Regions from separate parts of the Homo sapiens genome. Here regions 1, 2, 3, 5, 6 and 7 are each linked to region 4. Evidence: chromatin loops called from intact Hi-C (ENCODE). Cell type or tissue: Panc1. All regions are shown on one strand. Links, peaks and the distances in the headings refer to the core of each region. The heading gives the core; the rest is flanking DNA. Region 1 overlaps TAX1BP1 (Tax1 binding protein 1). Region 2 overlaps JAZF1 (JAZF zinc finger 1). Region 3 overlaps LOC105375211 (a long non-coding RNA gene). Region 4 overlaps JAZF1 (JAZF zinc finger 1). Region 5 overlaps HOXA13 (homeobox A13). Region 6 overlaps JAZF1 (JAZF zinc finger 1). Region 7 overlaps JAZF1 (JAZF zinc finger 1).

Region 1 (4,451 bases), core at 150-4,149, 240 kb after region 4:
TTCCCATGACTCTCGCTATTGCTGATTTGCTCCTAACACACATACAAATCAAATTCAATAACTGGAATTATAAATACAGACCTGTAGTGTACACTATCAAGTATATCCTGCTTTCGTTAAGAGTACTGAGGAGAAATGAATTAACTTACTTCTTGCACTTTACTCTTTAAATATACAGAATGCTGAAGGACTAATTCCTGTTCACAAGGATAGAATATTAACTCCTGATTCTCTGAAGACATCAGCAACCAACACCCTTGCAGCATCACTTTAAAACGCTACCTGATGTTCATAATCATCAGCTCATTAAATTGACTTAACAAGAAACGGACTTAACTCAGAATGTTCTTGAAATTCCTCATCTGGAATTGCCTTCAGGAAATGCTTATGAGCCACTTAAAAAAATAAGTCTCAATTTGCACCCACAGCATTACTGACAATTAAGCTAACTACCCTATATTTCAGGGTTGCTTAAAAAAATAAATAAATAAAAACTGCCAGGCACGGCGGCTCACGCCTGTAATCCCAGCACTTTGGGAGGCTGAGGCGGGTCAGGAGATCGAGACCATCCTGGCTAACATGGTGAAACCTCGTCTCTACTAAAAAAATACAAAAAATTAGCCGGACGTGGTCGCGGGCACCTGTAGTCCCAGGTCCTCGGGAGGCTGAGGCAGGAGAATGGCGTGAACCCGAGAGGCAGAGCTTGCAGTGGGCCGAGATCGCACCACTGCACTTCAGCCTGGGCGACAGAGCGAGACTCCATCTCAAAAAAAAAAAAAAAAATTCAAAACTTCAAGCGGTCAAGATTTGTTAGCAGTGAGGATATTTTTACAAAATGACATCTCTGAAGATATTCTAAAAGTCAAACTCTAAAATGGGATTATTACTAAATTAATGTTCTCCCCAATGTGTATATATATATATGTTCTTAAAAAGGAAAAATAGTTACATGAATTGTGATAAACAAGTATCTTAATTCCATTAAACCTCTTCAACTTATTACACACTACCTGTTAAGTATCTAAAACAGCAGCAAATTAATTCCCTGAAAACTAACTTTTAGGGGTGATATACAACATGACTGTGACTTCCTCCTTGCTCTCTCCTGGATCACTCACTCTGAGAGAAGCTAGCTGCCATGCTGTGAGGATATTCAAGCAGCCTATGAAAAGACCACTTCAAGAGGAGCTGAAGGTTCTCCTGCCAAAAGCCACTGGAGTAAGCCATCTTGAAAGCAAACCCTCCAGTCCCAATCAAGCCCTTAGCTGACTGCACCCCTTGCCAACATCCTGACTGCAACTACACAAGAGGCTAGAGCCAGAACCACTCAGCTAAGCTGCTCCTAAATTGCTGACCTACAGCCCCTAAGTTCTGGGGTCATTTCTTTTGAAGCAACAGGCAATAGATATGGTAAAAAATAAATTACCTTATAAAGTTCCTTTTCATCCTTCTCTGTCTTCAACTGACATTCAAGTTGTTCTCTTTCATGTTGTGCCTTCTTGAGTTTGTCCTTTAAACTAAGATAGGTATGATAAAGTAACATTATAATGTTTTAAAGTTTTAAAATTTTTATTGAATTTATTTTTTAAAAGCATGAGAAATACCTGTCTAATTCGGTTTCTTTTTCAATTGCTTTATGTGTTACTGACACAATATCTTCCTCAAGCTGATGGGCTTTGGATGTAGCATCACTGAACCTCTTCTTAAACTCTTCATTTTCCATTTTTAAGCTTTGTGTTACTTCAGTAAGACCCTGAGAAGTGACAACAAGGTATTTTGAGAAAACACAGAAACATAATCAGTAAAGCAAATTTGCATATCTTTAAGAAAACTATGTATTCTTAGAATTTTAATCCCACATTTGTTCCCTCCAAATTTGAGAAGCTAAGACTATAAAACTTGAAATGATAACATATATTTAAATTTTCATATACTAAATTAATCGATAATTTGTTTTTTGTTTGGGGTCTCACTTTGTCACTCAGGCTGCAGTATGGTGGCACAATCACAGCTCAGGTGATCCTCCCACCTCAGCCTCCCAGGTAGTTGGGACTACAGGCACCCACCACCACGCCTGGCTAATTTTTTTTTTAATAGAGACAGGGTTTTGCCATGTCACCCAGGCTGAAACTCCTGGGCTCAAACAATCCTCCTGCCTCGGCCTCCAAAAGTGCTGGGACTACAGGCATGAGCAATGATTCGTTTATTTATATACATTTTCCCCCCACCTTCAGACTTTTCATGTACCCTGTATGTTGATTTTACTAACTTTTCTCCACCAGGGGGCAGGCAAGAAAAATGAGAAAAAAATTTTAAAAATTAGTCACGACATATCAAGTCTTACACGACACCATCAAGGTTAACACCCACTTTTTCTAGCACAGGTCACTAACTGCCATCAAAGCACTAACATATGCCTAAAGCCATGTTCCTAATCTTCTTGCCAGTGTGACTCAGAGGCCTAAACAAATATTCAAAGACACTAAGACAAATATAAAAGAGGTAGTAAGTGCAACAAATTGAATGTTGAATTGAATTTCTACTTGGAATATTCTACTTTAAATGGACAATTCATAAGACTCAAATATAACAGTGTATATAGGGAAGTGCTTTGTTATAGAAAACTATATTATAAAAGAATTGGTAAATTAAGATAAAATTATTTTTATTAAAGAACAATTTTAAAATTTCTCCCCAAAACAGTAATACTTACCTACCCAGCAACAAAAACTAAAAAAATCACCGTTCTGCCAAGTTAAAAGTATGAAAGATTATATAGTATTTATAATTCACTTTAATTCACATAAAAGAACTCACCCAAGTATTTTCTTGATAGAATATCATTTTAAATATCTTGCTAGAATATGAACATTGCTACATTATTTTCTAAAAGTCAGATACACCCTATTGACTTATTTTTGGTCAAAGCAAATGTTTGTCTGACTGAATTTGTAACACTAACCAAAAACTGTTGTACAAAATGCTTTTTTGGTTCCAATGCCATAATACCAGAGAAAAAAACAAATAATATTTATTTCCTCTGCAATCATAATGATTGCTGTGAAATTGGGCACATTTTCAGGATTTGTCTTGTTGATTTATAAAGATGGCCAGAGAGGTTTCTAAATAATGTTCACATTTTTTTTATTTTTAGTTTTACCACCAGTGCTCTCTTGGCACTGCAAATACACTACAGATTTAACCCAAGTATTTCTCCCTAGGACAAAATTACTTTCCAATCCTGTAAGTAATGAAGCCCTATAACGGGTATACAGCATTCTACAAAATGCATAGGAAAAGAGAAAAAAATCACTAGCAACTGAATGTAAATCATGAACTAATTGCTTTGAGTCAGTTAACTTTACAGTGAATTATAAATTAACTCTGACTACAACAAGCGTCTTAGACTTTCTCTGGTGCCCATAAAGGCACCTGATAGCTTCCCAGCATACAAGCCTCCTTTCAAAACACATGAAAACGATAAAGTAAGGATTATTCTTCAGGCCTGTAGTTTTCACGTCTGAGTTAAGCATAAGCATCTTCAATGTGGCTCCGTCGTTCTTAGCATGAAAAAGCTAAGAGCTTTGCCATTTCAAACAACTAGGAATCATGCTTTCAAAAATTAACTTTAAAAGATAAAATCTAAAAGACAATTTTTCTAAAACACTTTTAGTCATTTGTAAATCATGCCAAAAGGACATCATAATTCTAATATTAAAACAAAGAAAACCTCCATCAGATAATTAAGCCTGCTACATTGTATGCCGATATGAAAACAATCATAAAAATTGGGGCAAAGGGAGATAAAGAGATTTGAGTACTTCAGATTCATGCAGGGACTTTCCTCCCACTCCTAAACTAAAAAAATCACTGTTTCCATGAGCCACTATTACCAATTCCCACAAGTCATAACTCTCACTTATGAATAACCCGATAAAAAGATTATGAATCATTCATCTAGGTGGCTAAACACATTTTAAAAGTATTTAAAATAACAGAGCACATTTATTCTCATGTTAAAAAATAAAATTCTGATTATAAACAAAAGCATATGAAGAAACCAGATACAGTATCACTAACAATTATCTAGAAAAAAGGTATGGTATTCTAGATTCACACATACACAGAGTAAAATTTAGTAAACTAGCACCTGAACACTTTAAATAACAAATTATTGACAAAACAATTATTTATGAAAATTGCTAGTCAGATTTTAAATCAAATATCACTCATTTTACTTAATCTGGCTTTTCTCAAACACCTAATTTTGAAATCAACTATAATACCAAGTTATGATGACAGCTACACAGACTATAAAGACATCTTCTCTGGTTTCTACAAATCCACCAGACAAAAATATAATATTTGGCCGGTGTGGCAGCTCACATCTGTAATCCCAGCACTTTGGGGGGCCTAGGTGGGTGGGTCACCTGAGGTCAGTAGTTCAAGAC
Region 2 (4,451 bases), core at 143-4,142, 92 kb after region 4:
TTAATCTACTTAGATTTAGTTTCACATTCAGTAAAGATGTGATTTTTAACACTGGCTTTTTTTCTGAGAGCAAAGTGATGGGAAAACTTCAATTACTGGTCATATAATACCACTGTCCTGCTGATGGCTGTGTTATATTTAGCATATTGTTTTGTCAACTTATCTCTTCCTTTTTTTTTTAAAAAAAATGGCTGTCTATAGGATAAAATTATTTGGAATATTTGGGCTATAGTGGTAAGATATAAATATAGTTTCTTAAAAGAATGCAAAATTTAGATTATATGAACATTTTCTTAGTGGTAGAGCAAAAACCTACAATTTTGAGTTTTTATGAAAGTGTCTAAAAATAACTGAACAGTTTTTTCATGAAGAAAAGTTTAGTCTTTCCTTTTTAAAAAATATATCACAAAACCAATAAAACTATCAAAAAGTGAACATACTTGTGTTGTATTGCCTTTTCGTATGCTGTAAATGTGCCTGTTTTCATTAACCTCAGTGTGACCACTTGAAATGTGTTCTTCTTGGGAGAAAAGGACAAGGTTGGAATGTTCCAGAGATACTGTCAGGGAAAACAGTGGTCAGGTTTGCAATAACATTTTCTCATCTTGTTCTTCGTAGCCATTTTCTTTATATTTTCATGTAAGATACATTTTAGTATTGTAATAACTGTGTTCTGATCAAAAAGTAATATATGTTCATTATAGAAAATGCAGAAAATTGGCCGGGCACGGTGGCTCATGCCTGTAATCCCAGTACTTTGGGAGGCCAAGGCGGGCGGATCATGAGGTCAGGAGATTGAGACCATCCTGGCTAACACAGTGAAACCCTGTCTCTACTAAAAATACAAAAAATTAGCCGAGCGTGGTGGCAGGTGCCTGTAATCCCAGCTACTCGGGGGGCTGAGGCAGGAGAATGGTGTGAACCCGGGAGGCAGAGCTTGCAGTGAGCCGAGATCGCACCACTGGACTCCAGCCTGGGCGACAGAGCAAGACTCCGTCTCAAAAAGAAAGAAAGAAAGAGAGAGAGAGAGAGAGGGAGGGAGGGAGAGAGGGGGAGAGAGAGAGAGAGAGAGAGAGAATGCAGAAAATATGGAGGAAGGGATAGAGAAGGAAATAAATTCTCCCAAAATTTTGCTCCCCAGAGATAACCACTGTTGATATTTTGGGGTATATCTTTCTAGGCTTTTTTCCCACATATATTACATGCATTTTTAAAAATTGCTATTATACTGTCTTAGGAATAATAATACTGCCATTTATTATTTGGCTTCACTCTGCGCTTTGCAACAGCTTAATCACTTAATCCTGACAGCATCCCTCATGTACAGATGGGATAAACCTCATTTTACCCATGAGAAATTTCACCCAAGAGGTTAAGTCTTTTGCCCAAAGTCACACAGCTCATGCCTAAACTCACATTCTTAGGTACTGTATGTACTCTTCTACCTACAAACTTCTGCTTACAGTCAATAAGCTAAAGTGCTTGTAACTGGCAAACTAAGTAACTTCTTTGTGGTTAAGGTACTATTTAGTAAAAGTGGTTCTTATACCCTGTAGTGAAGGTTTTCATTGAAGATTCCAGGCTGACCCTCACTTCATTCTGTGAGCCTGGATCTCCTCCACAGGTCTGCTGGACACACTCCCTGGCCTGCTGGCCACCAGATCTTTCAGGGTGGCCGCCACTTCTGCTCCCTCCCCCTGCTGGCCACAGCACCCGATATGCTGTGGGCATGCCACAGGCCACGGGGCAATGCTGCCTGCCCACTGGAGCCACCCTACCCTAAATCACAGGGAAATATTTTAACCACTAAATAAATCAGAAACCAGAATATAGCAGCTCCTCTAAAGGAGCTGGCTCCTAGAAGACTGCTTTATTTATTAGTTTTGAAGAGGAGTCCAGAGGGATAAGTTGCTTAGAATACTTTCAGTTGCAAGAAAACTGAGTTGCCAGTTTAAATCAAATCTTGAACGTGCCCCTCTTGCCCAGGTTAGATTTTGAGCCTGTAGGTGAGCATCGTCCATGCCCTTCCTGTCACCAACTGCCATGTCCTCTGTTTTTAACTTTTAAGTCCAGGGGTACATATTTTCATATGTACATATGCAGATTTGCTACATAGGTAAAGTGTCATGGGGGTTTGTTGTACAAATTGTTTCATCGTCCAGGTACTAAGCCTAACATCCATTAATTATTTTTCCTGATCCTCTCCCTCCTTCCACCCTCCGCCCTCTGACAGGCCCCAGTGTGTGTTATTCCCCTGTATGTGTCCATGTGTTCTCATCATTTAGCTCCCACTTATGAGTGAGAACACGCAGTATTTGGTTTTATGTTCATGCGTTACTTTGCTGAAGATAATGGCCTCCAGCTCCATCCATGTGCTTGCTCTGTTAGAAGGCTGTAACTCAAAAATGTTTAAGAAGGGTACTTGCACAATACCTAAGATGGGCACTAGCAAAGAACAAAACAAAGAATTAGTGTCCTTTAGAGCATACTATATCAGAACTTAACAAAAGCAAGCTTTTAAGAATTGTGTTTTCTTCTTTGTTAGAAGGCAAATCTAAGATTGACTGCGACATCCCAGTCGTAAAAGGCCTTGCCTGCAATTGGCTTTCCATTGGGAAACCCAATAAAAATTTGTTAATGCAATGTGATTCAAAATTACTATGAAAGTTAAGAATAATAAAGCTGAACCTAAATAAAGTGCTATTAAATGTGTTTATATCTGTATTAGGCTTAAGCTGCACTGGCAATGAAAAGTTTCTACTTTTCATTGTTCAACAGTTTCAAATGTACCAGAAAATGCTGGCCAAAGACTATTGCCTAACTGAAACCAGATAGGCCCAGACTTCCAAAAGCTATGAGAAGAAAATAAATCCCTCTGTTCAAAATAATCTGAGCATTTTAAGTATAGCCATCACATACCATTTGGCACAATTTAGTACAAGTCTCTGTTGCTTTTCAGTAAATATATAATTAAATAAATACAAATGAACTATTCAAATAAAACACAAACATGTTGACGTAAAGTTATATGACCTCATGTTGCATGTGGGCCTTGTAGATTCAATTATTATTTCATTTTATCAAGTACATGTAAAATGAGACGTTTTCATCATAGGGTTCCTGAAAATTGATTTGGGGAAGAAATTCTTGCCTCTAGAATTTGCTCTGACCTTCTTGTAGGATACTAATTAGCATTTGGGGTGATTTAAAGGGTGCTGAGAACTCCTTACCCAAACAGCATTACCATATCTACCATTATGAATTATTTTTTTGGTAACTTCTCTTCATAGTTCTTTTTTATATTTTTATATTGCAATATAAAAAACATCTCTTGTGAGATGTTATTCAAATGAGAAATATAGCTTGATGATTCTATGAGGCCCTTGCCCACAAAGGCTTATAGTTTACTTTAAAAAGCAGAGGGAGGCATTAAAATCTCACTACTTGTTAAATACTATATACCAGACACAACTATAAGTACTTTATAGTTATTATATGATTTAATGCATACAACAACACTATAAGGAAGATACTATTATCCTCATTTTACAGATGAAGATACTAAGGCACAGAGATGTTGAGAAACTTGTCCATTGTCACAGAGAGTAGATGATCAAGCTGGGATTCAAATCACAGCAGAAAGGTTTCGCAGCCCATCCTCTTAATGTTCCTAAGTGACCTTCCCAATAGTGAGAGTTTATTTGTTCATTTCTTTAGTAAATATTATAAATAGAAGTGCAGGGAAGAAATTGGGATGGGGGCTCCACAGGGGACTCCCAGCTGAGCACGAGAGTGCTGGAGCCACTGCCTCTGGGAATCCTGGGAAACTCTGAAGGGGGAGACAGAGCAGCTCCTGGATCTCCTGTGCATCCTCGGCTACTCAGTTACTCCCTTCTCCCTGTTCCTCAACTTCTAGAAGATAACAGAATCAGTTTGCAGAAAAAATTCACCCCATTCTTTTGCCCCTGGCAACACCATGAAGATGGAAGGGAGGAGTATGTCTGTCCATACAAATGAAGAACTCCCGGGGAGATGTTCTGTCCCCTGAGAATCTACAGTGATGTGGTCTAATCCCCTAAAGAAGAGGGCCAGGCTGCTGTTGTCATGATATCAATGCTGTCAATACATACCTGCTTCTAGAAACCTTACCTCTTTGTTGCCTCCTGCCACTACATTTGGACTCTGCCATACCTCCAATCCCCAACATGGAAGGAACTGGGAAGAGCCCCAGCCTGAGAGGATTCTTGAACTCCTCGTTCAAAAGAAGTGCTGTCTGTCAGCCATTCAGTGCCTCCATTCCTCAGTGTCCTTGTCTGTAAAATGAGTCTTGTAGTATTCTTTTTGTCTACATCACTGACTTTGTTGTGAGATTCACACAACATTTGTATTGACAAATATTTGTGGAGTGTGTTCATACGTTGAAGGCAATGAATGAGAGATGACAAAATAGG
Region 3 (4,451 bases), core at 201-4,200, 330 kb after region 4:
GTTTTCTTTCTTTCTTTCTCTTTCTCTTTCTTTCTTTCTTTCTTTCTTTCTCTTTCTTTCCTTCCTTCCTTCCTTCCTTCCTTCCTTCCTTCCTTCCTTCCTTCCTCCCTCCCTCCCTCCCTCCCTCTCTTTCTTTCCTTCTTTCTTCTGTTAGGGAGGAATGAGAAGAAGCCCCCTCAGAAGCAGTGCATTTTAAATTATCCCCTTATGAGTTATCCTCAAGATTTGTATACGCCAGAGCAATACACCAAGGTAAGATTCAAGTTGGGAGAGAGATAAGTCCGTCTTCTCTGAGATGGAAGAAGGGTGAATGTGTAAAGGCAGATATTGGCAGGCCTTAAAAGGAGCTCTCAGGAAACCAAGATGTAGAAGTTGGGAATCTGGAAACTGATTGCACTATCCATCACAATGTGCTTTTGGAAAGTCTTCATGTACCCTAGGAATATATGAGTATCCAGTTTGAAGCCTACTCCCCTGAACTCTTTTTAGAAGTGCATGTGCTATGAAGATGCTAGATAGAAGATAGGCTTCCGGTGGTGAGGCATGCAAACAGCATCAGGCCGCCAGAAAATCAGTAGGGCAAAAGGAACTCCTTTGTGAACACGCTCCACTATTGGCAGAACTCACATTCCAAAGTTAAATTATTTTCTTTATTTTAATCTATATGTTTTGAATTTTTAGAGATGAAAAAGTCTATAAGACAAAAATATAAAACTAGAATAGTAGAATAAATAGCAGTGGGATTATTTTGCATTTTTTGGCTTTACCAAAGTAGTATAAGGCAGCTTCTGCTTTACTTTCCACTGAAGCTCCTAAATTATAATGACAGCATATTAAGGGAGAATTTAAAGTAATGCCACATGTCAGAGAGTTTGAAAGCATGCCAAAATCATGCCCCTGCTTTGATAATGCCAATTATATGGGTGAAAATCCAAGCTTCATAATAGATAAGCTGATATTTCAAAGGAATGCTTCAAAGGACATTCTTCAGCATCACTTTATGGTAAATATGTTTTCATTTTACCATTCTTTCCCAAAGCATATAATTCCCTATTTTCTCCATGAATTGTAAAACATCCCAAAAAGGAGAACTAGCCATAAGGAAGGGTAAAATCTCTACCAGTAGGAAATGTTTGTTGCATTTATCCTCTCGGTATTTCTGTCTCCCATCTTCAGGTAATACTTTCCCACTTCTTTGAGGATATTGCTCCTCCTTCACTCCATGCAGTTCTGGGCTTTCATTTATATTCTTACCATCATAGAAGTTGTCATGCGATGCAGGTCTAATCATTCGTAGTATTCCATCCTCCTGGCCACACACTGGCCCAGTAGTAGGCATATGACCCTAGCGGGGCCAATTAGAGTCTTTCCCTGTGATATTTATATGAAACTGGGAACACTTCAATGAGGCTACCAAAACATAAAAATGCTGAGTTGTGTTGGATTTCTTATGGAAAATGATAAACAATCAAGTTTTCCCATTAGGATCTCATATGGAGCAGGCCATGCAGATAAAGTAAACAATGGAAGACAGAAAGACACAAATAAATAAGGACACACAAATTATAAGAACTTGAACCCAGGCCCTGGAATGGTATTCGGACAAAGCATTGCCTGCATCAGTGAGAGACAGAGAAGGCCCTGGTGACTTATGGATGACAGAGTCTAAAAATCAGATGTCAAAAGGTAGAAGTTGCCAGGACAGATGCAACAGGAAGGTCCTGTGATATGACTTTTAGGCAAGCAGAATGCCCATGGGCTTTTGGCACTTAAGGAACTTCCTGCACTGAAAGGAACTGGGTGTGAAAGGAGACAGAGATGTGAGGTTTTTAGAAGAGATGTAGGCTTTGCATGACTGAGGACAAGCTGGGGGCTGGGTATGGAGGGGGTATTGAGGCAGCTGCAACACCTGTGTTTCAATAGTGCCATCATGTGGCTATGACACCAGCAACAGCCTAGATCTAGCCCAGTGTGCCACTCTGAGCCAAATTTCTGGTTTTCTCTTCTAGAGGCAGACCTGACTGTACAGTCCCTGAGGTGTATGGATTTCCTATGGTGGGATGTGGGAATGGTCAGAGAGATGGGATTACAGAGAAGAAAGATATTTTCATGTCAGAGAAGTATTATTTGGATAACAAAAATAGATGGCTCCTCATTTTGTCCTTCAAGTCAGAGAAGTGGAGTTGGTAAGTGGAGTTTGGAAGGAGTGTAAACTTCTCTGCATGGAGTTTGTAAGTGAAGTGGAGTTGTAAGTGACGGTGTGCTGGAGTTGGCTTGTACCAGATTGTGAGAGCTGAGTATTAAATTTTCAGGAATTTTGCAAGCTGGTTGTTAAATGAAGCCATCATGAAAAATAAAGTACACATGTCAGATTTAATGACAAAAGATTTACTGGGGAAAGAGTTAGCAGATTGAGATGCAACTCCATTTGTCAAATCATTGCTCAATTGTAACCATATGTTGGCTACAGAAACAAAAGTTTGGCAAAAATTAACAAATGCATTCTTCACAAATCCATTGGCTACATGAAGTCACAATAAAAGTATTGTATATTTTATTATTATTTGTAAATCGTACGCTCTATATCTTTTATGTCACGAAATTTATAATAAACTTATATGTACACACACACATATAAATATGTATGCACACTTTTATTCCCTGAAGAGTCAGTTTTTAAACATTTACTAGCGCACCACTACTTCTAGGTAATATGTTTGTAATTAATTGCTAATAATAACAAAATATGAATAATGCATCATTTCATTCCACTTGCACTCACTTAGTTCCAGACTAGTATGACTCCACCCTAAATCATACTCCATCAATGCTACAAAAAGTTCAGGCTGTCACCAGTGCTTAATAGGAATTCTCATTCAGTTATTTCCTTAAATGCTTTCGTGACAAATAGACAAGTGAACTCCTGTGAGATCCATGGTGAGACTTTAAAGCCATGTTGAAATGCTAACTGCATACTATTTTTGGAAAGTAACGTTTTATTCCCACCTATATAGTTCAATTTTATATGATTACATAAGAGGTTAGATCTTACCATGAGCTACTTCTTTTTTTTCTTTTTTGAAATGGAGTCGTTCTGTGTTTCCCAGGCTGGTTACAAACTCTTGGGTTCAAGTGATCCTCCCACCTCAGCCTCCCACATAGCTGAAATTACAGGCATACATTATAGTGCCTGGCTCGTTGAAAAAGTAGAAAGGTGGATTCTTATGCATGATGACAACCAACAACACAATCTTTGCGACTCTAAAAAATAAAAAGGACAAGGGAGAAGCCTCTATTTTCAATAGCAGACTGTACACATGTATTTGATCTGGATGCCATTAAAATGGCAATAAAGGAACAAAAATTGGAAAGGAAATAAAATGACAAGAATGAAGAGAATGGAATGAGAATCACCAACAGATGAGATTTGTTTTAAATTTATGGAAGTCAGAAAAGAGATGGAATCATGTAATGGATTAAACAGAAGGAAGGAAGCCATAACCCAGATACAGTCGGGAGGGGCTTCAGTGGCAGTAGGAATGAATTTGACCGGCAGCACTTCAGAGAAACTCTGAGGCTGGAGAACTTGGAGTCAAACCATCAAGTAAGCGTGAGAAGAAGATAAAGACACTTTAGGTCTCAGAAACTCCTTTTCTTAGGAAGTTACTTGATGTACCCAAGAAAAAAATAAGAGGGAGGGAAATCTGAAAGAAAATGACTTAGAATACAGAAAATGTGGAACTACTCAGGAGTTAAATAAAAAGAACTTATTTTGGGTACTGCGGGCCTAGAAATAAGTCTTTCCAAATTGGAACAAGAATTCAGTGGGGACTAAAAAGAATATTTTCAGTAAGAAAGGAAAGAATCCCATGTCATAGGTAGAATAAATAAAATGTTGAAAGATATTTGGATATGAGAAAGTAAGCATGTTCTTTTTTTCATGAAAAAAAAAAGCAAGGCAATTAGAAACTCCAGGAAAACAAAAATGCTGAAATAAAGTTGTATTCCTCATATTAATCAATCTAAAATACAGTATAACTTAATTGTATATTATACTGTATTTATAGTACAAGGATTATATTGTATTTAGAGTACAAGGAAAATACAATACAGTATAAGGCAGAGTATAAAGGAAATACAATACAGTATAAGGCAGAGTATAAAAAACAATCTGGCCGAGGGTGGTGGTGCACACCTGTAGTCCCAGCTATTTGGGAGGCTGAGGCGGGAGAATCACTTGAACCCGGGAGGCAGAGGTTGCAGTGAGCCAAGATCACACCATTGCACTCCAGCCTGGGAGACGAGCAAAACTCCGTCTCAAAAAACAAAAACAAAAACAAAAAAACAAAAACAATCTAGTTGACTATGATGTCAGAAGCATTCTCCTTCATGTATACAGCAATCCTAAATGGAATCTATAGTTTGAAAAAAAGCAAGCTTCCTGGCTCTCT
Region 4 (4,451 bases), core at 243-4,242:
TGAACCTGGGCAGCGGAGGTTGCAGTGAGCCAAGATCATGCCGTTGCACTCCAGCCTGGACAACAGAGACTCCATCTCAAAACAAACAAACAACAACAAAAACAACAACAACAGTGAAATATTAAAGAAAATCTTCAGGTATAATAAGTGAAAAGATAAGACTGACTCCATTTTAAAAATATATATGCAAAGAAGACTAAGAGAATAGTAAAGGATATAGTAAAATGCACAGCCTGAACTATGTTTGGATAGTTGATTATGGGTAACTTGTTTTTTATAATTTTCTAGATTTTCCACTTTTTCTGTAGTCATCTGTTATTTTTGATCAACAAAAAAGTATAAATGTTATTATTTTTTAAAGGAAGAGATTTTCTTCCCCTAGTGTCAGAAGCCACAGCTGAACTTTGTTGGCAGATAGGAGCAGATGTTGTCCTAAACTGTCTCATTGCAGCAAAGTTTATCCATTTGTTAGAACGGTCAGGAAAAGGTGGTGCCAACTGCATTCTTTTGGTGGAAATTTGAAAAGATTTTTTCTGGAAAAGCAGTTAAGGGCAGTGCTGCCATGGTGTGTTTTTGAAAGCTATGCTTAAGAAGTGGGAAAGTTACATAATATGGAGAAATTCAGATGAAAACCCAATTTTCTTAACAAATCTCTTAGAAAATATTGTTGTGACGATATTGTTCAATGCTGTCTGATTTATCTGAGCATATCCTTAGGTCTTTGAGACTGGGTTTCATAGAAAACAGTCTTCAGTGCTTTCTGTGAAGTTGGCAGCTAGGACTCTAGCAGGTGCGGCTCTCATAGCAGTTATCTTTTATTGAGCCTTTTCCCAGTCATTTGTCCATTCACTTGCATTTTCTCATTTAATCTTCACAGCAACCAAAAGAGGCAAGTATTGTTTCTTTGTTTGAATTTTACTGAAGAGAAACCTGCCTTCTAACAGAGGTTAGTTAATTTGCTGAAAGTGACCCAGCACAGGCAGGGGCCAGGCCAAATGTTCAGTGAATGTCTGCTCTGCACCTGGGCCTTCTGCTGGACCCATGGTGACGAACTGTGGGCCCTTGTCTCCAGAAAGCCAAAATAACATCCCTGGGGAGAGAGGATATAAACAGGCAAAAAGAAACCAAGTGAAGAGTCAGGTGACACATTGGGAGAGCAGAGAGGAGCAAGAGCTGGTCAGGAGGCCCTGCCTGGTGTCTAGTGCCTCTGTCCTCCGACCCTGCCCCACCACCATGTCTTTGTTTGTCCTACGTCCACACTGTCTTCACCTGCCCCTGACTTCCACAGGCGGTGGCGGCCTTTCCTGCCCGTCACTGCACTCCTGCTGCTCCTCCAGCTGTTAGCAACTGGTGTGTGTCCTTAGTGTGTGCCGAGTTATCAGTTCTACACGTTATTTTACTCATTCCTCACAACTCCATCATTAAGTCAGAATTTTCATCCCTGCTTTTCAGAGGAAGAAAACAAGGTTTTGAGAGCTCACAGATCATGTTCAGATGGACAGTTAGGAAGTGATGGGCCTGGGCGTAAATCCTGTTTTGTCTGATTCCTAAGGCCTGTGACTCTAACCACCTGCTATAAATGCCTTCATGCACAACTTTATTTGCCCCACACTGCTCATCCTAAAAGAAAAAATGCTGCTCTCCCATGGGAGTCTTTCCTGATGTCTCCTGCAAGAACTCTCTCGGCCCGTGTCCGCCGCTTGCCAATCTTCCTTTACTTCACCGTGATGGGGTCCTGCCCATCCCTTGTTGGACCGTGGGCCCTCTGAGGTGCACTAGTATCCCCCAGGTGCTTTGAATGCAGCAGGCACTCAGGACCATCTGGGATTCTGCAAGATGGAGGGTTTCTGGAGCACCTCCATTACTGAGTAGCTCCGGGGTATGGTTGTGAAAAGAAATTTAATTTTGAAATTCCAAAGAACCAGGTTACTTTTCTATTTCCTGACTTCCTCCCTTAGACTTCATGAGGGAGTGGTTCGGTTGGTATTTGAAAGCTCTGAGCAGCTGCAGTTTTCATTTCACTTTTAAAACAACCAGTGAGTTTTGGTAATTCTCCTAAAGAAGCCTTGGGTGCTGGAGAAGAGATGCTCAGCCAAGGCTGCAGAGGCTTCAGCCACTAGCATGGATGCAGTTGGGAGGGACAAATGCCAGTGTCACATTCATCAGCAGTTCCTTCGCTCACTTCTACCTCTACTGAGAACAGGGAGCTTGGGGTTGAGAAAACGTTTGATGCTTTTGAAATGCTGAGAAATGAAGACATGGTTGTTGTACGAATATGCATGTCCATGCCTGCCGTAGGACAACGTAAGTGTCATGACACTTGTAACCACAAGATGTCAGTATGGGATCAGTCCTAGGGGTCATAGGCTTCAACTCCTGCTTCCAGGAGGAGAAGGCACCGTGGAGGCGCTGGCTCTCCTCGTTTGTTTCCTTCTGCAGCAGTGTTACCCCACAGGCTGCATTTCCGATTCATTTTCCCTGTGCCGTTTTCCATGGGCTCACACCTCATCAGAAGGCTTCTCTTCGCTTTTCTCTCTAAGCTTAAATACTTTCCTCACTCCTACTTATGTCCCAAGTCACCTTAGGAATTCCCCCATTTTGGTGTTATCGCAGCACTCTACTTTAAAAATTTGCAAAAGGATATAAGTTACAGCATAGTTTTATCTCTTATCTAAGGAGGGTTTCAGCATGAGGAAAAAATGGTATCTCTGGTAAGAACAGCACTATTAGGATGTTTTTTCTTTTTTGGTAAAAGCTTAACCTATAGGGAAAATAGCTGAGCAGAGCAAGCAAAAGAGGGAGAAGTGGTGTTCAGGGCAGAACATGTGTCTGTTGAGGCATTTCTGTGCAACATAGGTAGGCTTTTGTAGCCCTCAGAAAGAGGTAGGTATATTGCACCCATTATTCTGATGAAGAAAGATGAATTATAATACCTTTCCTACAACTAGTTAACTACTAGCTGGTAAACTAGTGGCATAGCCTGGAAACTAGTGGCATAGCCTGGATTTGGAGTCCGGTCTGTTTGTCGCAGAGCCTGTGACCCCCAAAAGCCTGGGAGTGTTACTCTTGTCTCTATCATAAAGCAAGGAGGAGTCTTAAGAATCCATTCAGGAGTTTCAGCAAATATCTCCCCAGAGACCTGGCTACATGGAAGATGCCATGTTGTGAATAATACAGAGACCTATTAAATATATTATTTGCCCTCAAGAAGCTAAATAAAGTCAAGGAGGGGGGTAGGAAAAGACATGTAAATTCAGCTCAGTATAAATCAATCAGAGGATGGTAACATTTCCATGAAGTGGTTGGAGGGGCAGCAAAGCAGAGGGGAAGGGCCACGGTCCAGGGTGAGTTCTGTCCCATCTATGAGCAATTTGTAGGATCTGCCTTCAATAAATCTACCAAATGAAAAGAGTGTTGCTAAGGTCGCGTTTACCCCAACATTCTGAGATTCTAAGGTGGAATATGAGAAGGGGCATAATCCAAGCCGGCAGAGGTTGCCACCCTACGTGCCTTTGTCCCCCAGACACGGTAAGATTATGCTTAATCCTCTCTTTAGGTGGTCTGGTCCAAGGAGGACAGGTGGAAGCAAGGCAGGAGGTACAGTGTGGCTTGTCAGCGCCGGTTCCAGTGTCCTGGCCCATGGCTTAGATGCAGAGGAGAATGGCTTTGCTTCTGGAAAGATTTGGTAGGGAAAATAGCAGAGGGCTTCTGGAGTATAACTTTAGAAGTACTGTGTCAGTGTGAAGAACTTGGCAAGGATAAACAGAGGAGCCACAAGGATGACTGAACATTTGAAAAATAAGACCTGAGAGGAGAGGTTAGAGAAACAGGGCTTATGTAACCTGGAGCTGCTCAGAGGTGACTTTGGCAGGCTTCTTCAAGAACAGGACTCTCAGGATCTCTGCACAGACAGCAATGACTGGCCCTTTTTGTCCATATCAAGTGAGGACAGACTCCAACTGAACCACGAAAATTTTAGATTTCATCTGTGGAAAAGTTTTCCCCTCGCAGCAGCTGTAAAATGTGGAATACATCATGGAGCGAAGTTTATAGAATTTTCTCTTCTTCCTGTCTTTCAAAAAAACCACCAGAACACAGTAGAACCTTTTTATAATTGCGATGCTGGAGGACAGGCTTAATTTCCCACCATAGAATATGTTGTATTCAGCCTCTGCTGTATTTGGGGGGATGTGACTGGTACAGAGCATATCAGGTTTCTCAGAACAGTGAATCATGTTAGTTGTAATAATGGGTTCTGGATAGGATGACTGTATAATTTTTCCCTTAATCTGCAACACTTTGGAGAGTGAAATGGGGTGCTGTTAATAATGATGCTAGGACAACGGGTATAAAGTGGCACTGTCCCTGGCAAAGTGTGACATGTAGTCACCGTGATTCTGGGGCCGTCTTTTCAGAGGGATCCTCTTAAAATAGAAATCTTGTGTTCTCTC
Region 5 (4,451 bases), core at 186-4,185, 820 kb after region 4:
CTCTCCCTCTGCGCCCCGCCCTCCCCAGCCCCTGACACCAATTTAAGGATGAGAAATTGACCAGAAAACAGCTCCCCAAATTGCCCCTCCCTATTCATTCTCTCAAAAATGGCTTCAGTGTAGAAGCTTCGAGTATTGGGACGGGCACCCAGAAAGGAGGCAGGCACAGAAGTGTTGTACCTTGAGCCTGGCGCTAAGGTGTGGGCCGTTGGACCAGGCTATCACTCGAGGCTGCCTACGCGCTGCTCCTGCAGGATGGCCGGGTTGGGGAAGTCACTGGAGCCCTGGGTGATTTCATTTCAGTTCAGAACTAACTACCTTCCCCACTGACCCTCTAGGCTTTAGCAGAAGACAGGATTGTACAGCGGGTGGCAAAGAGCAGCCGGGCGCTGCAAGGCGGGTGGCTCAGATCGAGCTGTCGCCTATGCCCTGGCTGGGGTCCGATCCCTGTGTAACTTGCCTTCTCCCTTGTCTTCTAGACGTGGTCTCCCATCCCTCGGATGCCAGCTCCTATAGGAGGGGGAGAAAGAAGCGCGTGCCTTATACCAAGGTGCAATTAAAAGAACTTGAACGGGAATACGCCACGAATAAATTCATTACTAAGGACAAACGGAGGCGGATATCAGCCACGACGAATCTCTCTGAGCGGCAGGTCACAATCTGGTTCCAGAACAGGAGGGTTAAAGAGAAAAAAGTCATCAACAAACTGAAAACCACTAGTTAATGGATTAAAAATAGAGCAAGAAGGCAACTTGAAGAAACGCTTCAGAACTCGTTGCTTTGCCCAGATAATGATAATAATGCTTAATAATAATTGAAGAATGGGAAAGAGAAAGAGACAGAGACTGGCATTTTCCTCTCCCGAAGGAGATCTCTTTCTCTTTAATGGAATCTACAACTGTTTTAAAACTTTAAGAAAGGTAAAGACTGCCAGTTCTTCCGCCAACCCCATCAGCCCAGCCCGTTAAATGTCAAACGTCAACCCCCAAAATACGCAATTTCAGATAAGTTACGCAGTTACTGAAATCTTGTAAGTATTTAAGTGATCGTTACATTTTAGGACACTGCGTTAGATGGTAATAATCTGGAAGTTGGTTACAAACGCAAGAGGCCATTGTAAACATCTGCTTGTCCTTCTTAGGTCGCCATTCCCTTTGCATGTTAAGCGTCTGCTCAGGTAAATCTTAGTGAAATTCCTACCGTTGTTGTACGTTCTGCAAAACATTTTATGTATAGATTTAGAGGGGAAACGAGAAGGTACTGAAATAATGATCTTGGAATATTTGCTGTGAAGGGAGAAAGGGAGAGAAAACTCTTCTGAGGATCATTTGTCTTGGTAGTATAGTAAAACCAACCAGCTGAACCTTTCAGGCTACAAGAGAACCCGGGTCGGTAATGTCTTTTTAAGAATAATTTTTAATTGCTTATAACAAGCATATTTTGTGGCATTTGAACTATATTTACTGCTCCAATATCCGTTATTTTCCAAAGGATTTTGTATCTTTTTGAAAATGTTTACATCATCAGATGATCCACAGAATTCACTTTATGTGAGATCTCCCGAGAGTTTCCATCCCAACATGATGGACTTTGGTTTGAACACAATTCGTTTTTTCATTTGAATTGGCATTTCCCAATATTTGCTAAACATTTGCTGGAGAAATCATTTTTCTTTTTTCTTTTTTAGAAAACTCAGAATGAAAATTCATTCCCCTGAAATATTTAGGTGTCTATATTCTATATTTTGATCTATTAAGGGATTAGTATTTTTCCATGTTTATTGTGTTATCAGAGTGCATTAGAAAGATTAGTGATTCATCTTCACAGCACATTTTTAATCAAGCAGTTATTTCAACCAGCACATTCGTTTTGTTCATATTCACTATAGAATGATATCTTGTAAATAAAGACATTCAGCACACTGTGAAAATGTATTTGTGCACCTGCTTTTTAAATATTTCTACTAAAAATGAAAAAAAAAAACCCTTAGACCTGTAGATAGTGATATCGTAATATTAATTGTTAATAAAATAGTCACTGCCATTAAAATCTGCAGAAAATACTCTTTACTTTCCTATGCTAAATGTGCACTGCACAGAAAGAAAAGGAGCAGGTTTATCTTATATAAACCAAGGACCATTCTTTATTATTATTCAGTACTTCTTTTGCTACCAAATTTTTAAGAAAAGGGAGAAATCCCTCATAACTAAAATCCTAAAAAATGATAAGTGCTTCAAGGAGATTAAAGTGTCAGGTATTACAAAAGGGAGAGAAAAGAAAGGAGGAAGAGATAGTATGAATTCCCAGGCTCCCTGTGGAAAATGAAAACCAGTTGTTTTGTAGCAGCAATGCCTAGGCTGTCGTATTTTAAAATCTGCTGTTGGGTCTGCATGTGTCTGAGAGGGCAGGTTTTGATATTTGTTGAAATGACAGGACTACGAAAGGCCTTAAACCTTGACCTTGACGAAAAAAAAGACAATTTGTGACCTTGACTTTTGACAGCTCATGAATTGGCCTTAGCTGGATTAGTAGATCAAGGGCGCCACCTCGCGTTGACAAGCCTCCTTGTAATTCTTCAACCAAGGGAATCAAGAGCTCTTACCTCCTTGACTTTAGAGATTCAGTACTCAATTATTTGGCTCCAGCTGGAGCAAATTTGAATATATGTAAATTATACATGTCCCTGTATATATGTAAATATATATAATATGTGTACACATGTATACATTTGCATATTAGTGCTTGTGTGTGCTTGTATATATATTTGTAGAATCTGTACAGATATCATATCATTAATTGCTAATGACGCAAGATATTGTAATTTAAGGTGATTTCTAGAATTGAGGTACAAAATGTACTTTACAAGATGAAGCCTTGTTCCTTTTCTCTAATGGCCAAATTTGATTTGTCTTCACAGTGGCTTGCTCTGCATCAGATTTCTGCAGATCTGCTTTAAAGCTGTACATTTTTGTTACAGTCTAAGATGTGTTCTTAAATCACCATTCCTTCCTGGTCCTCACCCTCCAGGGTGGTCTCACACTGTAATTAGAGCTATTGAGGAGTCTTTACAGCAAATTAAGATTCAGATGCCTTGCTAAGTCTAGAGTTCTAGAGTTATGTTTCAGAAAGTCTAAGAAACCCACCTCTTGAGAGGTCAGTAAAGAGGACTTAATATTTCATATCTACAAAATGACCACAGGATTGGATACAGAACGAGAGTTATCCTGGATAACTCAGAGCTGAGTACTGCTCCAGGGTGGTGTGCAATCTTATATTGATGCTTGTGAATCTGCCATTTGATTTGTAGGATAAATAAATATGTTTAATATTAACAACTTCCATCAAAACTATAATAATAATATTATATCTACTGTTGACCTCTAACAACAATCAGGTGCTGTATTCAGAGTCATAAAGAATACATATGTATGTTTGTATATTTAATATACACATAGGATAATGTGTTTTTGTCAAATCTATGCTATGCGCATATGTATTAAAATGTTGGTGGAATCAGTAGCCGTGGGATGCAGAATTGTGAGATGCAGGCTAATTTTATCTTTACGTTAGAGGAAAGTAATAGTGAATGGAAGAACCAGATTCATCATTTTATGGAAAATAATATTGATTGGTTACAAAAGTGGCTGCCGGAAACCTCTCCAACCTCTCCTGAGGACTCACAACTTCTTTATAGATGAGAATTACGAAAGAGTCTCTAAAGCTGTCTCAAAAACAGGCTGGTGTTGAAACATACATATCGAAAGGTCTCGAGAAATTCAATTATATTTTGCTGCCCTGAGGATTTTCACTCCACTTGTGGAAACAAATGATAATGTTGCTTCAGACCCACCTCTCCACCTCTTGTTCCAAACAGTACTCCATTTCCAAATGAGCTGCCATCAAGCCAAAGTAACAACTTTCTCCCAAAATGTTTAAAGTGGTGGAAAATCCCCTCAAAGCTGGATCAAACTGTGTGTTTAAGAACAGCTCCAAAAGGGACTCTTCTGTTGACAGGGGATATTTTTCTTTAGATGTAAGAAATATTCTGAGCCTCGAGCCTAGGAAGGAGGCCAACAGCAGCTCTCCAGCCGGGATCCCGCCCCTTTCGAAAGCCATCACCACTACAGGAACCCTGGGTAAAGTAGTAGCCTTCTTTTTTTCTCTCTCTAGTTTTTGAAACTGTAATGACAGAAGACATTTCAGGGTTGTTGTGGGGATTTTTTCCCCCCAGTTCTAAAATGGTCATTGATAGTGTCGATCTTACCTAACTCTCCTCCTATTTAAAATTTCTGTGGATCTACCAGATAACCTAAAGTGGGCATGGATTATTTATTATGGCTCCTTTAATGCCCAAATAGCAATCAGTCTAAAACCTTAAAACAAAAACAAAAACAAAAACAAAAATCAAGGAGAGACCAGCCACCTCCTGAAAAATAGGAATAATAGTATCA
Region 6 (4,451 bases), core at 174-4,173, 57 kb before region 4:
GGCCCCAAGTCTCTTCAATTCTATGAAGGCTGGGTGAGGTGAGGAAGCTGCAGAAGAAAAGTTGAAAGCTAGCAGAAGTTGGGTTCATGAAGTTTAGGAAACTAAGCCATCTCCGTAAGGTGAAAGTGCAAAGTGAGGCAGCAAGTGCTGATGGAGAAGCTGCAACAATTTATCCAGAAGATCTAGCTTGGATGACTATAAGCATTTTTACAAAGTATTTTTTAGCAATAAAATATTTTAAAATTAAGATATATACTTTTTAAAGACATGTTATTGCACACTTTATAGACTACAGTATAGTGTAAATATAACTTTATGTGCACTGGGAAATCAAAAAATTAGTGTGACTTGCTTTATTGTGATATTTGCTATTGCAATGGTCTGGAACCAGACCAGCAGTATCTCTGAGTTATGCATCTAGATTACTCCCTGATCCATGGTGCTAGCTGAACAATCAGCAGGGTTCGTAAACCGATGCTGCAGTCAATAAAGGTTATTAACAGCATATTGGATGTTGTGATGAGATTAGAAGAAAGCATTTGAAACATGGCCTACTACATAGTGAGTACAATTAAATGTTTCTAATTAAAAATTTTAGAGAGGCGCCAAGTTCTTAAGTTCCTACTCAGTTCATCAGCAAGCATGTATTGATTTGCTTGTGGTTGTCATCCTTATCATTATTTTAATATTTGCTAACCTATGGGTAAACTCTCAGGTCATTTTTGTTCAGGAGACTTGTCAGTTTTATGATTTCTCATAATGAATTCCCTTAAGTGATATTTATATTTTATTTTGCTCCTCGTGGCTTAGTTTTCCAGTATTTCTTATTCTATATCAGTGTCTGTCAGAGAAAAATGGGATTGAAGATGTATTTTGAGTTAAGAAGTGATAAAAACAGAAGCGGGAGGCAGCTCCAAGTGAAGGTGGTTGCTGTGATGGAATTTGGTGATCAGAGTCCAAGTGAGGTACATCTTTTAAATTATGCGCATGGCCGGGTGTGGTTGGCTCACACCTGTAATCCTAACACTTTGGGAGGCCCAAGCAGGCGGATCACCTGAGGTCAGGAGTTCAAGAGCAGCCTGCCCAACTTGGTGAAACCCTGTCTCTACTAAAAATATTTTAAAAATTAGCCTGGCATGGTGGTGGGCACCTGTAATCCCAGCTACTTGGGAGGCTGAGGCGGGAGAATTGCTTGAACCTGAGAAGTGGAGGTTGCAGTGAGCAGAGATCACGCCACTTGCACTCCAGCCTGGGCAACAGAGCAAACTCTGTCTCAAAAAAAAAAAAAAAAATTATGGGCATTTTAGATTTTCCATCTGTAAAGAAAGGAGGAGGAACAATGTGGCATCTCAGGTCCCTACCAATTCTAAAAGTCAGTTATTCTAGTTCTAGAGTACAGGCAAAACTATGGATGGCTTTTTGTTCCTACAATTTTTATGAACATTTTCACTGGCTTTAATATCCATGTCCAAAGTAACAGGGAAGGTAGGACTTTTCACCAATACTCAACTGATCTGCTGCTTCTCTTCTTTTCCAGTGTTTTCCACTTTTCAAAAATTTTTATCATGGACTAGTAGTGCAAGAAAAGGGGCCAGAGTATAGTGTCCGGATTCACTGTTCATAAATGGCATTACAAAAAAAACCCAAGTAGATCCTTTGAATTGTATATTTCATGTCAAGTGGCCCTCTCTCTATTCGCCTGGCAATTAAGAGTTGGTTACATGAAATTAATCTGGTAGTAATACAATCTTCAGTTCACAAAATAATTTTCTTTGCCTTTGAGTAGCAATGCAGCCTGCCTACCGCAAGAGGGCAGTGTAGGTGATTGCATGGAGATGGCTTCTGCAAAAAGAAATGACGTTTATGACACTAGTTTCCAGCTTAGAGAGCATTTTCACATGCACATATGATGGTCTCAGCAGTTCTCTGTGATGGGTGAAGCATGCATAATCGCTCCCATTTTATAGATGGAGAAACTAATGCTAGAAAGGCTTAAAGATAATTTGCATAGAGTTGCACAGCTGATAAATGCCATGCAGTGCTTGAATCCAAGTCTCTTGCCACTATACCATCCTGCCCGTAAGTGGTACATTATCATCATACGAGTGACTTCCTAATGTACAGTTGAGAGGCTGTACAAACCTAGGAAACATCTGTTCTATGGGAAAAATTCTCAATTTTTTTCATCTAACACAGCATCTTGTGAAAACTTTCAAGACTTATGTTTTCTTCTGTTCCATAAAGATGGGAAAGGCCAGGAATTATTTGTCTCATAAGTGCCACCATGCACAGCCATCATTGCAGTCTCAGTTATTTTGAGCTAGATTACATAGTGGGTCTTAAATAGTAGATGGGGAGGAGAAAGAGGTCAAAGTGAAGGAGAAATCAGGACCCGGATGTACATAATCCAAATTACCACTTCCTCAGTTTCCATGGTGAACGTGGAAATTCCCCATGGACTCCCAGAGCTCCAGCTCTTTAAGTAGTTTCAAAGGAGAGAGCAGAATACAGTAAAGGCAGAAGCAAGGCTAAATCAGAACCAAAACAAAGCACCCTGTTTTTGTACACCCAGATGAAGATTTTTCTAAGCTCCCAAATTCTAAGACCTAACACTGGGTGGCCTGCAAGCAGTCAGACAAGTGGTCACTTTGCTGGAGGACTTATATACCAAATTTATTCTACTGGGATTTTGCCACTTTTTTTTGTAGTTAAGGTGGTTCTATCAGGTAATTAATTTTAAGTGCTTTTATTTATTTGTTGTAGAAAAAAAAAAGGCTCCAGTAGCCTTTTTTTGTGGTTATACCAGTTACCTGATGATTCATGAATTCAGATCTAAAACCAGAGTCGGTATAATCAATACGTGAAAAATAGGTGCTGCCTAATTGCCTTTCTAAATCAGTAAAATAATTAAAGCCTTTATAGTCTGGCGGATTAATGTATTGCACATCTGTATGGTCGGCTTAATAGGGAAAATGCTTGAGAAAGATAAAATCACAAGACCAAAAGCAACTAATAGCTGAAAAAAATTTCTATGTAGTTGATTAATTGTCCTCCTCTTTTTTTCTTAAGAGACTAAACATTGAGTAAATCCTCCCAGTTTGTATAGTTCCGATTTAGTCAGCATTCCCATTGTAAAGTGCCGGTGTTATAATTTTTCATTCATCATTTTCTTAGATTCCAATGTAAGTGTCGTTGTTGTGTTTAGTGAAAGAATACAAATATTTATTTTAACATTCTTTAAACAGATTCTTAGTGGAGGGTAGAGCTTTCTAATGCTCTGCAGCTGGGTTTCGGGCTTTAAAATTGGTTGTCGTCTACACACTAAGATCTCTGCAAGTACTCAGCCGCAGAGAGCAAAATCCCACTTGACAAGCAGTCTCTAGATATGGATTTATGCAATAGGATGTCATGTTTACTTTGGACCTGCTATGATCTACCTGGAAAAATTTCCCTATTATACATTTATTAAAAAATTCTAAATATATATTTGCACAATGTTTTCTTATGGAAACATCTGTAAGGAATTATTAACTTACTCATTTCCACACGGGATTTTTTTTTTTTTTTTTTTTTGAGAGAGAGAAAGACAGCAATTGTGTAAGCAAACCGGAGAAAAACTATGAACATAATACATTTAGCATTCACTCTGAATTCCACTTGGATTTTCTTTCGTTCTCATGTTGGTGCAGATAGATAACATAATTGTTATCCTAACCGGAATTCAGAATTCGCATCTCATTCTGATTTCCTTAAACATTTTTAGAATTTCATCAGTCTTTTTTAGCAAAGCCAGTCATGGGAGGAGTTGAGTATTGACCTTTTTTCTTCTTTTTCTTTCTGGTTAGCCTGCATTGAACCTTTGGCCTTACCCCAAGTGTATGGGTGGTATATGTTTTTAAATTGATATATCAATGTTGAATTTTTATTGTCACAGTTTCTGTTCATGCTCCCTTCAAACCTTTCATTTATTTGTTTCTGAACCTTGGATATCTCATAAAAATGTCACCATTGTGGTTGAACATTAAGCACCTTCCCATTTTGCTCTGGGCCGTTGAAATAAATTTGGACCAGGTGCTCTGCTCATAATGGAGCCCCTTGAAGTGCTCTGATAATGAGCCGGGAGCGGAAGCTGTCAGCCTTCAGCTGGCTTGAAGAATGCAATTAGAGCAGTTTTAATACTGCAGAGGGACCCCATCCAATCAAGGCCATTTGAGTTAAACCAAGTCTAGAATCCTAAACATGCACTTTTAAGCTTGTCAGCTTTGTCTCTGCACTGAGAATGGGGAGAAGGCATTCTTGTACAATGGATTCATTTTATGTCCAAAAGAAAAAAAATGCTCTGAATACCTGTAGAAGTTCTCTATCTCTTGTCTCTCCCATTATGATGTCATTATGACCATATTTATGATCTGATGTCACTGTGGTCAAGATAACCAGTGTCAAATTAAGTT
Region 7 (4,451 bases), core at 165-4,164, 73 kb before region 4:
GTTTGTGTACCCACCCAAATCTCATCTTGAATTATACTCCCCATAATCCCCACGTGTCAAAGGAGAGACCAGCTGTAGGTAATTGAATCATGGGGGTGGTTTCCCCCATGCTGTTCTCATGATAGTGAGTTAGTTCTCACAAGATCTGATGGCTTTGTAAGGGGCTCCTCCCCCTTCACTTGGCACTTCTCCTTCCTCCCTGCTTGTGAAGATCATGTTTTGCTTCCCCTTCACCATCCGCCATGATCGTAAGTTTCCTGAGGCCTCCCCGATAATGCTGAACTGTGAGACAATTAAACCTCTTTCCTTTATAAATAACCCAGTCTTGGGCAGTTCTTCATAGCAGTATAAAAATGGACTAATACAGGGCTTGCCTAGGAGGCCCAACAGAGTGAACAAATATGTAGAATGATTGTGGTGCTCTTGATGGAGAATGAAGAGAGGGACTGGGATGAAACTGAAGACTTGTGGGAATAAGATGGGAGAGGTTGCGTGGAGCCTTGAAAGTGGTTTGGCTTTGGTGCTGTGGGAGCTTCTCAGATTCGGAGATGGCACACCCTTGGGGTACATGTGGGTATCAGGTAAGCCAAAGCATAGAGACTGTGCCCTTCTCTGGGGTGCCAGTTTTTCTGGATGGAGCTTCTTTCTTGTTGGGACTCCACATGTATTTCTGTGTGTTTCCTCCTTGTCGTCTTACTAAGGGAGCTTTGGTAGGACGATTGAGGGCAGTGGAGGAAAGAGGGCATTGTTAAAACATCATGAGCAGGCGCAGCTCGGCCCTTGGTCCCCTCTGGCCACAGGGTGGGGCTGAGCTGGCAAAAAAAATAAAAAATAATAATTTTTAAAAAGCACCATAAGCAAAACATGAATAAGTGGAGGTGAAGCAGGTGTTCTTGCCTGGAAGGAGAAGCTTCGGGTCTGCTTGCCCATGTTCCTTCTGCCAGAAAATTTCAAGTGCTGGGTGCCTACTGGGTTCCTTCTTCCCCCATGGCATTCCTGTAAGATAAATGGCTGCTTTTCAGCAGATGACAGTTTGGAGACAGAAGTTATTAATGTGTATAGGGTCGCAAAAAAGTTAGCTGATGTGTCAGAACAGAAACCCAGGCCAGGCCAAGCCTCTCCAGGCTTTTCGTGCTACGGAGCGGATAGGCAGAAGCGAGCAGCCCTGGAGACTCGGTGCCGGGGCTGGAAAGGAGACTGCTGATGTTTGGCGAGTCAGCCCTTTGGTTTCTGTCTTGTTCCTTGCCAGCCGTGGGACCTTCAGGCTGGCAATGTAGCCTCTGTTCTGAGTGAACATTAGGGATCTGTATTGATGGGAAAAGGGAAGAAGGGATATCGGGGAGGCAGACAACGATTTACTTTTAGATCCTCTCTTGATCCGAAAAAGAAATACAAATGTCTGTTGCCTCCGAGCAGATCGAATGTTGACTTCTACTTCAGAGGGTTACATTGCTGATTTATGCATATTACCATGTCTCATAGCCTTACCCTATTTTGAACCTCTGAGTGGTGGGGACATTTATCACTGTCTGAAATAATTTTATTTATGTGCTTTCATAGTTAATGTCTGTCTCTTGCTTTGGCCACACAAGAATCTAAGTTCCAAGCTTTGCGAATGAATATATGGAATACTGAAGAGGGAGGGTCAAGTTGTCCTGAGCACTGAATGCATTCTTCCCTCCCTGGCTCCTGCCCACCCACACCCTTACTTTTGTCTGCAGCTCATTCTAAAAGGCATTCTTGTTATTGGCTTGTTTGCAGGCATTGCCACAGGGGGGCGCTACAGCATTTGAAAAGAGACAGTGGACAAGCATCTGCAGGCAGGCACCTGTCTTTTGGGTTTGCCCAAAGCTCGGTGAGAAGTGAACTATCACTGTGGCACTCTCTTCATTTCCCCCTGAATGGGCAAAACAACCCAGTGAACGCGCCGCCTGAGAGAGCTGACTGGATTTTAGCAATGTGAAATGGTCATATACCAGGAGAAATTTTTAGTAAATTGAAAGGAACATATGTAAGTGGTAATTGATGAAGAATCAAGTTTTTCAGATAAGTTTGAAGTTATCCAATCAGTAATTTTTTTGTCTGCAACATTGTAGTAGTCTGTTTTCACGCTGCTGATAACGCTGCTGATAAAGACATCCCAAGACTGGGTAATTTATAAAGAAAGAGTTTCAATGGACTCACAGTTCCGTGTAGCTGGGGAGGCCTCACAATCATGGTGGAAGGCAGAAGGCATGTCTTACATGGCAGCAGACAAGAGAGAATGCGTCGAGTGAGGGAAACCCCTTATAAAACCATCAGATCTCGCAAGACTTACTGCCACGAGAACAGTATGGGGGAAACCGCCCCCAGGATTCAGTTATCTCCCACCTGGTCCCTCCCACAACATGTGGGAATTATGGAGCTACAATTCAGTATGAGATTTGGGTGGGGATACAGCCAAACCATATCAAACACCAAATTCACAGATGCTAATTAATGGTGGGAAGTAAGGGGTGATAAGTCACACTGAAGTATTAAAACATCAAAATTTTAAAATGCTTTTAAAAAGATTGTGCCCTTCTGTGTTCTTCCAGTGCACATGGCAACTAGAACACTTTGTAGAAACCCTTTCAGGGATATGTTTTAGGAAAGATATTTAAGTTACATGAAATAATGTTTTGATTATTTGTCTATGAATGGAAATTTCTAGATAAAAATTTCCTTTTTTTCTTTTCTTTCTTTCTTTTTTTTTTCGAAACAGGGCCTCACTCTACTGCCCAGGCTGGAGTGCAGTTGTGTAATTACGGCTCACTGCAGCCTCGATCTTCCCAGGCCCAGGTGATCCTCCCACCTCAGCCTCCTGAGTGGCTGGGACTGCAGGCACAAGTCACTACACTCAGCTAATTTTTTTGGTTTTTTTTCTTTTTGTATTTTTGTAGAGATGGGATTTCACTATGTTGCCCAGGCTGGACTTGAACTCCTGGGCTCAAGCACTCTGCCTGCCTCAGCCTCCCAAAGTGCTGGGATTATAAGTGTGAGCCACCGCATCCAGCCAGAAATTTCTAAAAGCAGTTCTATGAAGTAGTTTAAGCAGTTTCTTTTCCTTTTCTTCCCTATTTTAATTTTTTATATACTTTTAATATTGCTTATCCCTTTCTGAACAGGCAATATAACATCAAAGCTCAGTCCAACCGTGTATTTTAACTAAATAGAAGCCAAAATAAGGAGCTGTCATTTCTAAAAATGAGATCTTTTTATTTCCTTCTTCCTCTACTTTGACATTAGTTGTTTTTTTTTTTTTTTTTTTTTTTTTTTTTTTTTTTTGCCTTTTGTCCCTGAAATGGGATGTTAGAGTTTAGATTATTGCTGTCAGGTTAAAAAAAAAATTGAAACTAATTAGAAGTTGATAGTTTAAACATTGACTCCTACCCATTGAGTGCCCTTTATATATGTAATTACAGTGTCTACATATATACACAAATACAACATTGTGTTTACATATATATGTGAAGTCATATGTAATAACCCAAATATACCCTCAATGAGAGGAAAGAGAAAATATTGAAAAGTTTCCCCAAATCTAAACCTTTTCTCACTAGAAGTTGAATGTTGCCATGTACTTGTGTAATTAAGCCATCGTAGCAAATTTTCTGCTACGGTAACATACTTGGACTGCATGAAATGTTATTGCCAAGTTGATTTTACAAGGTTTTGACCTATTGACATGCTAAGGTAGAAGGTGTGAGTCTTTTAAGTTCCATTACACAGGATTCAAGGACCCATCATCATTTAAAACAAGAGAATATTTTCCAGTTGGGCCATACACACACCGACTATTCTAACAGCAATATGAATGTTGAAGTGTATTTCTGAATTTTAAAACCCCAAAGTAATAAAGTTTACATTAAACAGATTTTCCTTTGATCTCTCTCTCTCTCTCTCTGCATGTGCATATATATGTGTGTGTCTGTGTGTGTGTATATATATATATGTTATATATATATAATATATATGTATATTTAACTTACATTGAAATCTTCATTCAGGACTTTGTTTATTCAGGTTAGTATTAAGTTGATTTTAAGAGCATAAAAGAAAGTAAAACTGTATTCTCTTTTCTCAAAAAGTGGATTTAATGGGAAATACCTAAATAAAAAAAAATCTAAACTATTTTAAGAATGTTCTTAGTGGTGAAAATTGTTATGGTAGCATATTGGGAGCAAGGGAAAATGCCTCATAAATACCTAGTTTAACAACTGTGGTTTTAAATAGTCGTGAAAAATAACATGACTGTTAGGAGGAAACATTAAATATTCATGAAAATATGGACTTCTAGTTGAGACATAATAAAAAATTGAAGTTCAGGTTGACAGAAGAAAGTGCATCTCTCAAAAGTATGTAAAAATATGAATAACATTATTTCCCCTGATATAATTAGAAAAAATAGTAATAATTTTAATTAACTTTTA

The links. Peaks named below come from ENCODE experiments on the same cell type or tissue, not always from the same donor. Only the 100,000 strongest peaks of a DNase experiment are listed, where the experiment ranks them.
Region 1: it touches region 4 in a loop (2.8-fold over the local background); 24 of 110 quality-filtered maps call a loop at or near these places.
Region 2: a loop joins it to region 4, with 2.6 times the contacts of the local background. A loop is called at or near these places in 31 of 110 quality-filtered maps.
Region 3: a loop joins it to region 4, with 7 times the contacts of the local background. A loop is called at or near these places in 20 of 110 quality-filtered maps.
Region 5: a loop joins it to region 4, with 13 times the contacts of the local background. A loop is called at or near these places in 77 of 110 quality-filtered maps.
Region 6: a loop joins it to region 4, with 2.5 times the contacts of the local background. A loop is called at or near these places in 12 of 110 quality-filtered maps.
Region 7: a loop joins it to region 4, with 2.5 times the contacts of the local background. A loop is called at or near these places in 12 of 110 quality-filtered maps.

What each region holds. Positions count from the first base shown.
Region 1 is chr7:27,782,465-27,786,915 of GRCh38, reverse strand. It overlaps TAX1BP1 (Tax1 binding protein 1), which reads right to left. Exons shown (of 17, transcript NM_006024.7): 6 at 1,605-1,753; 7 at 1,427-1,517. Among named protein-coding and RNA genes, the nearest start is that of TAX1BP1-AS1, 44 kb to the right of the region's middle. In Panc1, for the core only: CTCF peaks have their summits at 2,039 and 2,263 (motif pointing right); a DNase peak (open chromatin) is centred at 2,315; H3K27ac peaks cover 1,317 bases.
Region 2 is chr7:27,926,563-27,931,013 of GRCh38, reverse strand. The region is part of intron 2 of JAZF1 (JAZF zinc finger 1); the gene reads left to right. Among named protein-coding and RNA genes, the nearest start is that of TAX1BP1-AS1, 190 kb to the right of the region's middle. In Panc1, for the core only: a CTCF peak has its summit at 1,732 (motif pointing left); no DNase peak of the experiment used is centred there.
Region 3 is chr7:27,687,231-27,691,681 of GRCh38, reverse strand. The region is part of intron 2 of LOC105375211 (a long non-coding RNA gene); the gene reads right to left. Among named protein-coding and RNA genes, the nearest start is that of HIBADH, 27 kb to the right of the region's middle. In Panc1, for the core only: CTCF peaks have their summits at 1,708 and 1,923 (motif pointing left); a DNase peak (open chromatin) is centred at 1,875.
Region 4 is chr7:28,018,406-28,022,856 of GRCh38, reverse strand. All of the region lies in intron 1 of JAZF1 (JAZF zinc finger 1), which reads left to right. Among named protein-coding and RNA genes, the nearest start is that of JAZF1-AS1, 160 kb to the left of the region's middle. In Panc1, for the core only: a CTCF peak has its summit at 2,344 (motif pointing right); a DNase peak (open chromatin) is centred at 2,336; H3K4me3 peaks cover 276 bases; H3K27ac peaks cover 3,610 bases.
Region 5 is chr7:27,194,471-27,198,921 of GRCh38, reverse strand. It overlaps HOXA13 (homeobox A13), which reads left to right. Exons shown (of 2, transcript NM_000522.5): 2 at 480-4,451. The coding sequence ends at 724. Among named protein-coding and RNA genes, the nearest start is that of HOXA13, 3.4 kb to the left of the region's middle. In Panc1, for the core only: CTCF peaks have their summits at 2,284 and 2,542 (motif pointing left); a DNase peak (open chromatin) is centred at 2,521.
Region 6 is chr7:28,075,832-28,080,282 of GRCh38, reverse strand. The region is part of intron 1 of JAZF1 (JAZF zinc finger 1); the gene reads left to right. Among named protein-coding and RNA genes, the nearest start is that of JAZF1-AS1, 100 kb to the left of the region's middle. RefSeq lists an enhancer at 2,131-4,451. In Panc1, for the core only: a CTCF peak has its summit at 1,815 (motif pointing right); a DNase peak (open chromatin) is centred at 1,832; H3K27ac peaks cover 2,820 bases.
Region 7 is chr7:28,091,146-28,095,596 of GRCh38, reverse strand. The region is part of intron 1 of JAZF1 (JAZF zinc finger 1); the gene reads left to right. Among named protein-coding and RNA genes, the nearest start is that of JAZF1-AS1, 87 kb to the left of the region's middle. In Panc1, for the core only: CTCF peaks have their summits at 1,557 and 1,780 (motif pointing right); no DNase peak of the experiment used is centred there; H3K27ac peaks cover 404 bases.